2 separate regions of the Homo sapiens genome follow, and region 1 is linked to region 2. Evidence: chromatin loops called from intact Hi-C (ENCODE). Cell type or tissue: mammary epithelial cell. All regions are shown on one strand. Links, peaks and the distances in the headings refer to the core of each region. The heading gives the core; the rest is flanking DNA. Region 1 overlaps C3orf52 (chromosome 3 open reading frame 52). Region 2 overlaps TMPRSS7 (transmembrane serine protease 7).

The links. Peaks named below come from ENCODE experiments on the same cell type or tissue, not always from the same donor. Only the 100,000 strongest peaks of a DNase experiment are listed, where the experiment ranks them.
Region 1: a loop joins it to region 2, with 4 times the contacts of the local background. A loop is called at or near these places in 1 of 110 quality-filtered maps.

The regions. Positions count from the first base shown.
Region 1 is chr3:112,099,379-112,104,767 of GRCh38, forward strand. C3orf52 (chromosome 3 open reading frame 52) reads left to right here. Exons shown (of 6, transcript NM_024616.3): 3 at 3,460-3,587. Among named protein-coding and RNA genes, the nearest start is that of MIR567, 11 kb to the right of the region's middle. RefSeq lists an enhancer at 2,263-3,462. In mammary epithelial cell, for the core only: no CTCF peak of the experiment used is centred there; a DNase peak (open chromatin) is centred at 2,773; H3K27ac peaks cover 1,466 bases.
Region 2 is chr3:112,041,679-112,047,067 of GRCh38, forward strand. It overlaps TMPRSS7 (transmembrane serine protease 7), which reads left to right. Exons shown (of 18, transcript NM_001395507.1): 3 at 242-372; 4 at 2,577-2,644; 5 at 4,072-4,265; 6 at 5,296-5,334. Among named protein-coding and RNA genes, the nearest start is that of TMPRSS7, 9.6 kb to the left of the region's middle. In mammary epithelial cell, for the core only: a CTCF peak has its summit at 2,154 (motif pointing left); a DNase peak (open chromatin) is centred at 2,143; H3K27ac peaks cover 250 bases.

The DNA.
Region 1 (5,389 bases), core at 116-5,115, 58 kb after region 2:
CCCATTCACTCACCCTTTATATAAGACCAAGTTTATTTTAGTTCTGCTACTATCCAATTGTGTAACTTTAGGCAAACTTGTCAAGCCTCTGGGCCTGTTTTCCCATTTATAAAATGTAAAGGATTTCGGAATCTGAGTCTATAAATATACCTTGACCCTAATACATGCTAATTCATTGACCTGAACAAATTATGCATTTTCTCTAAGCCTCAGTGTCTTCATTTAAAAATGAAAACAACAATATTTAACTCATTGGGTTAATGTGAGGATTATGTGAGGAAAATATATTCATAAGGTGCATAGTAGAATGTTTGCACGTCATACTTAATACAGTAGCTATTATTCTTCCTGTTCCTGGGCTTGATATCTTGGAAACCTTTTTGATTTCTTCTTTCTCATATCTAGATAATGGCCAAATCTTACCAGTTATTCCTTGGTAGTGTCTTGATAGCAACTTTCCCACTTACTACAAGGCACCATGCAGGATACTTTATGCATGTTGGTTTTCATCTTTACTATCACCTACATTGTAGGTGTTGATATTTCTGTTGGAGAAGTAGCTTCAGAGATTTAAGTGACTTGCTCAAGGTCACCTGGCTAACAAATAGCCAACAGGAGTTCAGACTGAGTCTGGCTGCCTTTAAAGCCAGCTCTGTTTCTACTATCCTGGGCTTTCTCATTAATTTTTTCTTTTTGTTCCTTCTGCTGTCAGTCAAATCAGTCTGTTCCAAACTTGTGCCTGTTGGCCTCTCTGCCTCATCTCTCCTCGTTTCATTTATCCCATCCATGACCACCCGATTAACCTCCATTAAACACCAGCCTCTACTTTCTTCGTGGGCGATGTTTAACAACACTCCATTACCCCTTGAAGGTATCTGGCGTTTAAGGGCTCTCTCTCTAGCTTAATTTCTTATATTCTAGCCAAAGAACTGTTTTCATGTTCCTTCAACATACAACACATGTTTTTGTGATTTTTAAAAATATGTTTTTTCTACACGAATAAGTATAGCCCAGATTATCTCATTAGTGACATAAAAACTCTCCTGACTGAGTAAGCCTGTCGTTGTTACTATTGTTATTATTTTGACACACACAACTATTTAGATAGGTCTTGGTACAGATTCATGATTTGAATGATACACATTAAATATGTGTCAGAGCTATTATGGGAGGCCTGTTTTCACACTTGGCATCTCTTCTCAGTGTCCTTGAGTTTAGCAGTTATTTGAACCTTGTATCTATCCTCTTGGCATCCCCTATTGTTTTCTGAGGCATTGATATCTATTATGGAAATCTACATGGTGGGTATAGAGCTCAAAGATACCCATTGAAATATTATTTATAGAAGTAGAAAGCTAAAAATGATAAATGTCATATTTAAGAAAATAGGTGAGCCTATTATGAACATTATGAAGCCATTGAAATAATCTTTGCAAGGAATTTTAAGCACATGGGAAATGGCTTTTGATATGTTTACAACAGAACAATCAGGATAAGTAAGCAATAATGGCAGCAAACAACAAAAAGCAGGATATAAATTACCTATTTGTTAGGACCTTAAATATATAATATCAAGTATAGGAGGAAAAAACCCTCTTGATTGCAAGATTATTCGTATTTTTTTCTTTGCTTTGTTACAATTTCCTGCACTTTGCAAAATTTTTTGCTATGAAGGCGTAACTTTTTTTTTAAATCATACAACATAATGTCATGACTTATAACAATTAAGGACGCAGGGATAATTCCCTACGTTTGGGGGTCCCCAAGATTACTCCTAGATTCAACAATTTGCTAGGAGGATACACAGGACTCAGCATGCAGTCCTACTGATCACTATGATCTATTACAGCAAAAGGATACATTACATCAAATGATTAATTACAGCAAAATCCAGAGAAAACCAGGAGCAAGCTTTCAAGTGTCCTCTCTCAGTGGAGTTGCACCAGACTTGTTTAATTCCTCCAGCGATAGGCTGTGACAACACATGTGAGATCTCATCTACTAGGGAAGCTTATTGGAGATTCAGTACCCGGGGTTTTCACTGGGGCTTGGTCATATACGTAGCCTCTGCCTACTATGCACTAAAAATCCAGACTCCCAGAAGGAAAGGAGATGTTAGCCACATTGTACAAACAGTTGAGGCACAGTGAGCCCCTCTCATCAGGGGAAAATCCAGGTTCTCAGACACCAGCCAGGACCAATTTTGAGGAGGCCTTTCTTATGCTAGCAATCTCAGGCCTGCTATATTAACTCTTTTCTGCACATTCCTTGCTCGTAATGCCTCGTATTTCCAGATGTCATCACAGAATAAGTAACCGGAATACCAGGAATCTTCCTCCTTTTTACCTGTCCTTCCATCTCAAACACTGAATTTATTCCACTATGGTCTTAAAGTCTATGGCAATATAAGCACCTGGTTCCTCCCACCTACGCCTTTCTCAGGGCCAGAGAGGTAGTCTCCTGTGTGGGACCAGCTGGTGAGGCTGTTGTGGAGCCAGGGGAGCATAATTAGCACAGTAGTGCTAGCTTCTGGCGCCTGGCTCCTCACTTTGTGTGATTTTCCTTTAGTTCCAACTACTTAAAAATCAATTAGATGGCAGTCATTAAACACAAGCAGCAATACATAACTAATTGTCCCAGGAATGTAATTCCTGCACACCCTGGGGCTCTGAATATAGTTTAGCTTCCCTTCTGCAAGCAGAGCATGTCAACATACCTGTCCTGTGAGACATAGTCTAGAGTGATGACTTCATGCTCATCCTCTGTCTTCCTGGGGAGACTTCAAGACATGGACTCGCATGCTCATTTTCTAGTCACCTCTGTTGTTTGAGTCGATGATGTCACTTCTTCATGGTGGTCTTTGCCAGCACAGAATTGGGAGGTGAGTCAATGCAGTTACTTGCTCCCACTTCCTGTCCTTCATCACTCATTGTTTTAGGCAAACTCGTCAACCCTCTGGGTCTGTTTTCCCATTTATAAAATGTAAATGATTTCGGAATCTGAGTCTATAAATATACCTTGACCCTAATACATGCTAATTCATTGACCTGAACAATTCCTGCACACCCTGGGGCTCTGAGTGTAGTTTAGCCACCCCCACCGTCTCCCAGTACCTGCCTTGACACCTGTGTACCTAGCTAAGCTGCAGGTTTAGTCTAATAAGGAAGTTCATATTCTTCCTACTCCCTTGGGCCCTTTCCCCAGTCTGTATTCAGTGGAATCTGAGACCCCTTTGCCATAAAACAAACTTTTTATTTTGATAGAGGCAAACCCCTGTATTTTACTCAATTTTGCTGAGTGGAGAAAGCATTTCTGCTTACACTTGCTTGCTGTGTTCAGCCTTTACCCTTGATGCTCATAGTTATGTTTAAGTATGGCAGTCAATGGAATAAATAAGTTTATTATTATATGCAGGTGTTTACTTTTGTTTTTCATTTCCACCTCCCCTACTTTCTTTAGTAACTTATGTTGATGAAGATGAAAATGAAATACTTGAATTATCATCAAACAAAACATTCTTCATCATGCTGAAGATTCCAGAGGAGTGTGTTGCTGAAGAGGAATTGCCTCACCTGCTCACCGAAAGGGTAATTCCATCTTATATATTGCCTAAGGAGTTCTTGACATTAGAATATGAATTTTGCTAGAATAATTGGCATAGAGCTATAGAGTAAGTAGCTTCAATTTTGGATTCTTTGTCTGGATTTTAGCAGAAAATGATGCTTATAAATATATTTTATGACCAAATACCACATGTTCTCACTTACAAGTGGGAGCTAAATGATGAGAACACATGGACACGAAGAGAGGAACAGACACTGGGGCCTACTTAAGGGCGGAGGGTGGGAAGAGGGAGAGGAGCAGGAAAAAAAGTAACTATTGGGTACTAGGCTTAGTACCTGGGTGACAAAATAATCTGTACAACAAACCGCCATGACACGAGTTTACCTATAGAAGAAACATGCACATGTATTCTCCTGAGCCTAAAATAAAACTTTGTTAAAAAAATAAGTAAATATCTTTACTGTAGTGCAAAGCCAGAGGGAAGATTCCTGGCCTCCAGCTGCATAAATGCTGGAGGACACTGTTCTTTTTACTCCCTTAGGTCCTACATTTAATTCAACCTATAGTATTCATTGAGGGTCTGTGATGTGCTAGACAGCATGCCAAGTGCCAGGGCCACATTGTCTGTGCCTTCAGGGGTCTCACAGTCCAAGTACAGGAAGTGACTAAAAAGATCGTTTTATAATAGTGTGGTATGTTCTAGTGTGTTGTACAGTGGCAAAGGAGGGGCATCTGAGCTACCTCAGGTGAAGATGAAGGCATGAAAGGCCTGTTAAGTGAAGTGATGCTCAGGATGAGTTTTGAAATGAGGTAGGAATGTTCTAAATAAAAAAGCATGGGACATTAAAGGATCTGCAAAGTAGTGTACTGTGGCCTTCCCATGCTTTGTGGTGACAGCTGGCAGAGATAAGGCTAAAAAGGAAGGCAGGCGTCAGGTCATGAAGGCTTTCCCACTCTTCAATAAGGCACCAAAATATTTTAATCAGCAGATTGACACAGTTAGATTTTTCCTTTTAGCCTTTCTGTGTTTTGGTGGAGAAAGCCAGGAGGAAGAGATCAGTTAGAAGGTGTTACAATAGTCCAGGTGAGAAATGAGGGAGACTTGAACTAGGGCAGTGTCGGGAAAATAAGGAAGATTTGCGTGAGATTTAAGAGGTATTCTCACTCAATAAGAGTCCATGACTGATTGGGTGGTGGTGAGGAGAGCATGACTCCAAGCTCCAGTTGAGTGATTGGGCAGATGGATGGCGGTGTCAGTCATGGGATGAGAAACCCAGGAGAATGAACCCTCTGTGGAAGATGGAAGCTCTGCAGCCAGACTAGGACCGTTGGGTGGGGCATCCTGATCATCCTGTCAAAGACAAGGTGGTTCACAGCCAGACCCAGAAATTTTGATAAGAAAATCTAGGCAAGAGCAGGCTGCCCTCCATTAAATTCTTCTCTGCCATTGCTAGGTTGAATGGAGTGAGTGCTGTTTATCTAACTTCCATTCGATTTGATTCCTACAAAAGCTCCTGAAGAGGCGATTCCATCCAGGTCACATCAGAATCAGTTTCTGGGTACCCACGCATGAGATTTCATTGCTTCTTTTATCACAGGAGTTGGTATCCTGTGATGATTACTCCAGATTTCTCTTTCTCCTTCTCTTCATTTATATCTTTAAATTTTTTTTAGATTGTTTAAATTTATTTATTTATTTTTATTTTTTATTTCCGTAGGTTTTGGGGGACCAGGTGGTATTTGGTTACATGAATAAGTTCTTTGGTGGTGATTTCTGAGATTTTGGTGCACCCATTACCCGAGCAGTGTACACTGTGCCCAATTT
Region 2 (5,389 bases), core at 77-5,076:
TAATCTTGCTCTTAAGTATTTGCCAGAGTGGACAGAAGGAATATTCTGAGATACGGTTATTTGCTGCTGATGAAATAGATGTTGTTACCTACATTTAAAAGTTCACAGGCTCTGAACCAGTTAGTATGTAGCTGCCTAAAATAAAATTATTTTAGGAGCCTCATACTGACATAGCTCAGACAATTCCTTACTGCCACACAGATGGGAAAGCCTCCGAATCTTGTTCTTTCCTATTTTACAGGTAAAACAGAAAGCAAAGATGCTTTTTACTTTGCTGGGATGTTTCGCATCACCAACATTGAGTTTCTTCCCGAATACCGACAAAAGGAGTCCAGGGAATTTCTTTCAGTGTCACGGACTGTGCAGCAAGTGGTGAGGCGATGGAGGTAGAGGGTATTAGGGTAGAGTGGGTTTGCGGGGAGGTGGGGGATGAAGCTGGAGGGGAACACAAGTGTCACAGGTGAGCAGGGTTTAGGGAAGTAGAGGGCAGGGTAGACAAAGGAAGGTGTCAGAAGAAAACATGAAATCTAGCACATCTTGGCTATAAGATAGAATTTCTCCCCCTGCCCCCATGCTCCAATGTAAAAAAAAGAATGGCTCTCTCAGCTTCAGTTCTTCTGAACCGTAAAATAAAAGAATTGGAATCAGATGACCTTTAAAACACCTTCCAGTTCTGAAGTTAGATGCATACCGATTAATTCCATTATTGTACACATTTATTTCAACCTTGATGCCCTGGCAATCTCTTCATTGTAAAAAAATAACTTTCTCATTGTAGAACTAATACATATTTATTATAAAAATTAGCAAAATTCAGATGATTATGTTTTAAAAACTAACATCTTCTTTAATGTCATCACCGGAGACAAAGCCCCTTTTTATTCTGAAATACACAGACATAGAGAATAGTGCAATATTGGAATATTATATTCAGTTTTATAAACTAACATTTTCTCTTAGCATGCTATTGCATGCTTCTATGCACGTAAATCTTCCTTTAAAAAATATAAGTTACAATAGACTCAAAGTTAGCAAATCCCTATTTATTGGATGTTTAGGCTGTTCCCAACTTTTGCTATAGATAATGTGACAGCAAAACTGCCACATTCTTTGTGAGTATCTCTGACTACTCCCTTAGGTGGTTTCCTAAAAGCATAATTACTTGGACAAATAGAAAAGTATCTATTCATGGCTCTTGGCACATATTACCAACTAGAACGTTGCTGTCAATTTGTATTTCCACGGTACTGGAGAGGGTTGTCATAGTGATGAACTTGACACAATGACTGGCTGTGTAGAATGAGGAAAGGTGGTGAGAGAGAGGGCACATCAAAGACAATAGTGCTCAGAGCAGCTTTTACTTATTGAATGCCTGCTATATACTGGGTACGTCACTAAACCCTTTGCCTCTAATATTTATACAGTCCTGTGTCGCTTAACAATGGAGATACTGTTGTACAAACATCATAGAGTGTGTGTACACATACGTAGCTGGAATGGCCTACTACACACCCAGGCTAGATGGTATAGCCTACTGCTCCTAAGCCACAAACCTGGACGGCATGTTACTGTACTGAACAGTGTAGGCAATTGTAACACAAATCACTAGATGATAAGAGTTGCTCAGCTCCATCATAATCTTATGGGACTACTGTCATATATGTGGTCTGTCATTGACCAAAATGTCATGTGGCATATGACTGTATACCAATTATTTCTAAAATTATCCCAAGGAGGTGGGTGTTTTGATTACCACTTTATAGGTGAAAAAGAAAAAGAAAAAAAAAATCCTGCCTAAACAGGTTTAGGCAACATGTTCTGTGTTGCACAGTGAATTTAAATTTCACAGCTTATATTGTTTCCACTACACTTCATAATTTCTAAGGGTTAAATTTTTTTGTTTTTAAATCTTGGGCAATTATGTAAGTGGTTTTCAAATTACATAGGAAGGGGAATACTAGAGAAAATGACTGGGGAGAAGAGAGTGAGTTTGCTTTTAGAAATGCTAGGTAAGGGCCAAGAAGGTAAATCGATTGAAACAGAGCTCTCCCTTGAGATCCAATTATGAAGTTTTAAAATGGCTGGGGCGCTTCCCTAGAGTTTGTTATGAAGGGGGCTGGTAGACCTGGCTGTGGGTACCACTCGCCCCCTAGTGGCTAATGTGAGAATGTGTCCTTAAGAATATGGTCGACGCTGGTGCACTGATAGAAAAGACGTTGGGTCAGACTACTGTACTATGAAAATGTACTTAAATGAGTTTGATTTGTTAACTGTGGGGAAAATTAACCTTTGCAGTGGGGAGAATACAGAAGTTAAGTTTGAGTTTAAAGAGAGCAATAAATGACTTTTCACTGATTTTTCACAGATAGCAGAATGAAAGTAAGTCACTCAAGATTGTTGCAGGAAGAATTTATTTGAATTCAAGAAATAATGCCGGGGTGTGGAGTTAGGAGCCTTTATTTTGAGGCTTGCATTTCTTCTTGCTGGCTGTCAGAGCTTGGGCCTACAACATTTAAGATACTGTAAAAGGAAGTCAAGTATGAAATACTTCAGATACCTCAACTATTCTTTTTCAGATAAACCTGGTTTATACAACATCTGCCTTCTCCAAATTTTATGAGCAGTCTGTTGTTGCAGATGTCAGGTAATGCATGTCCCTTGTTTTGAGATTTCTGTGTTCATTGTTCTAAAGTCCATTCAAGGCTATGAAAAGGCTGAGATTCCACCATTCCCAAGTAACTTCTTGGAAGTGGTTGGGGATTCATACTGTATTAGCACAACTAGCGACTCAACTCACTGCCCTTCTTTCTTGCTGTGTTTTTGCTCTTTATCCACCAAATCCCGACCTTCTCCCCATAGCTAGAATCCTGAACCCCTATAGCAGTGCTGCTGTGCAAAATGGCCATAAACTTGTCTATCATATTGGGTGGAGGGTGGAGGCAAAAATAAAGCACAGACCATGATTTCTTAATGTTCAGTGAAAAACTGGTCACTAGAGATCTTCTGAGAAAAAAGGGGATTCATGGTCAAATAATTTTTAGAAAAAATCGTGCACCATATATTATATCCCACCCCCACCCACTCCCAATATATCTGCAGAGATTCACAATCCACAATCCACTTTGACATATTAAAGCACTGAGAAGCCTTGGAGTATAGCAACTTGATTAGTTTCCTTAACCTTCCATTTCCCAAGTCATTTCCTGCAGAATGCCATGTTATGTTCCTTTCCTAAAACGTGGCAGTATTTATGTCATTAGGAGCTCAGGCTCTGGGGGCCGACTGGAAACCAAATTGGGCTTAATTACTGGATCTGCTACTAGCTATGTGACTTGGAGTTGTATTCGGCTTCAGTTTTCTCACCTATAAAACTGGAATAATAATGGGACCTTCTCATAAGATTAAATGGGATAAAGCAGATTTAGCACAGTCCCCGGACATGGCAGAGTATCAAACATTGTAATGGTTTTAATTTTTTTTCTTTTTTGAGACAGAGTCTCGCTCTGTCGCCCAGGCTGGAGTACAATGGCATGATCTCAGCTCACTGCAACGTCTGCCTCCCGGGTTCAAGCAATTCTCCTGCCTCAGCCTCCCAAGTAGCTGTGATTACAGGCACCTGCCAGTATGCCTGGCTAATTTTTGTAGTTTTAGTAGAGACAGGGTTTCACCGTGTTAGTCAGGCTGGTCTCGAACTCCTGACCTCAGGTGATCTGCCTGCCTTAGCCTCCCAAAGTGCTGGGATTACAGGCGTGAGCCACCATGCCCAGCCATGGTTTTAAATTTTAATGGCAGTGAATACTGATTGATATCCATAGAAATAGCATATTCTCCATGGAGACGCAACTCTACAGTAATGGTTTTAGATTAGAATCCAACACTATGGTCTGAATACATATAACATGATGCTGTCCTTTGCCAATCTTCATAACAGACGTCAATGACTACCTAAAGAAGGGAGCTAGCTTCAGTTGAAGGATGTGCTCATTGGCCTTACCTTGAATCCATCATCTGGGTATTTCTTCTCTGTAAAGTCCTATGAGGTCCCTGATGATCTCTCTTTTTTCGTTATAGCAGCAACAACAAAGGCGGCCTCCTTGTCCACTTTTGGATTGTTTTTGTCATGCCACGTGCCAAAGGCCACATCTTCTGTGAAGACTGTGTTGCCGCCATCTTGAAGGACTCCATCCAGACAAGCATCATAAACCGGACCTCTGTGGGGAGCTTGCAGGGACTGGCTGTGGACATGGACTCTGTGGTACTAAATGGTGATTGTTGGGTAATTTTCCTTTAGCATTCCTTCCTGCAGGACTCCTGATACTTGCCATGATTATAGTCAACATTGTAATGAAGCATTACAATGTGGGATTACCCCACAATCCCAGTGGCGCAGGATTAACTAAAGACATTGGAGCTATGTTAGTAAAGGAAATTGCTAAATGTTGTATATTGCAATTGAACAATAGATGTGGGGACAATATACATACGAAATTGAATGTATTACTGTGTACCTCTACCTACCTTTATTCAGGTCATGCATCATCAAACTAAGTCCCCAAAGAACAAAACCCTAGACAAGGAAGAATTTTGCTGAGGTTTATCTTGTTACTTTACTTGCCCAGACAGAACTGTCCCTTTACTGTGTAATGTTGTCCAACACTCCAAAACAGCTTGCTTCATAGCCCCAAATGCAAATTTCATTGTTTGCCTTGATAGTAAAATGGTTTAATGATTGCATAACTCAAAATTTGTGCAGTTTTCTGTTTTGATTTAAATTTTATAGATAAAATACATATATGAACATGTTATAAGTATATTATAAATTTGTGTGTATTTAAAAATATATAAGTATATTATACACACACACATACACTAGGCATATGGTAGGTAGCTGACAAATATTTGTTAAATAAAGGAAAAATCTCATAGAAAATTCTGTATCTCATGTACTATTTCATATATAGGACTAATATCATATTTGTTTGGTTGCTTTTTTACCTTTGAAAATATTTGAAACTTGCAACTACAATTTCAAGGATACAAAAGTAAAGAGAATAGTATAGTGAACTCTCATACACCCTTTACTCAACCTCGACAACTACCAACTCACTCATGACTATTCTATTTGATCTCTAAATACCTGAACAACTACCTCATCCTCACTGGATTATTTTAAAGTAAATCCCAGATGTGTTTGATTGCCTTTAAAGAAGGACTGAAAATAATTTTTACTAAGCAAAATTCTAACAAAATGAAATGATAGGATTCAATCTCTTCTCATGTGCTTTTTCAATGCAGCTGGGCTTCGGTCGGATTACTCGTCAACCATAGGATCTGGTAAATTCTTTCATGTGGTTCCCCCTCCCCCCATGTTAATATTGTTTTTGGCTGT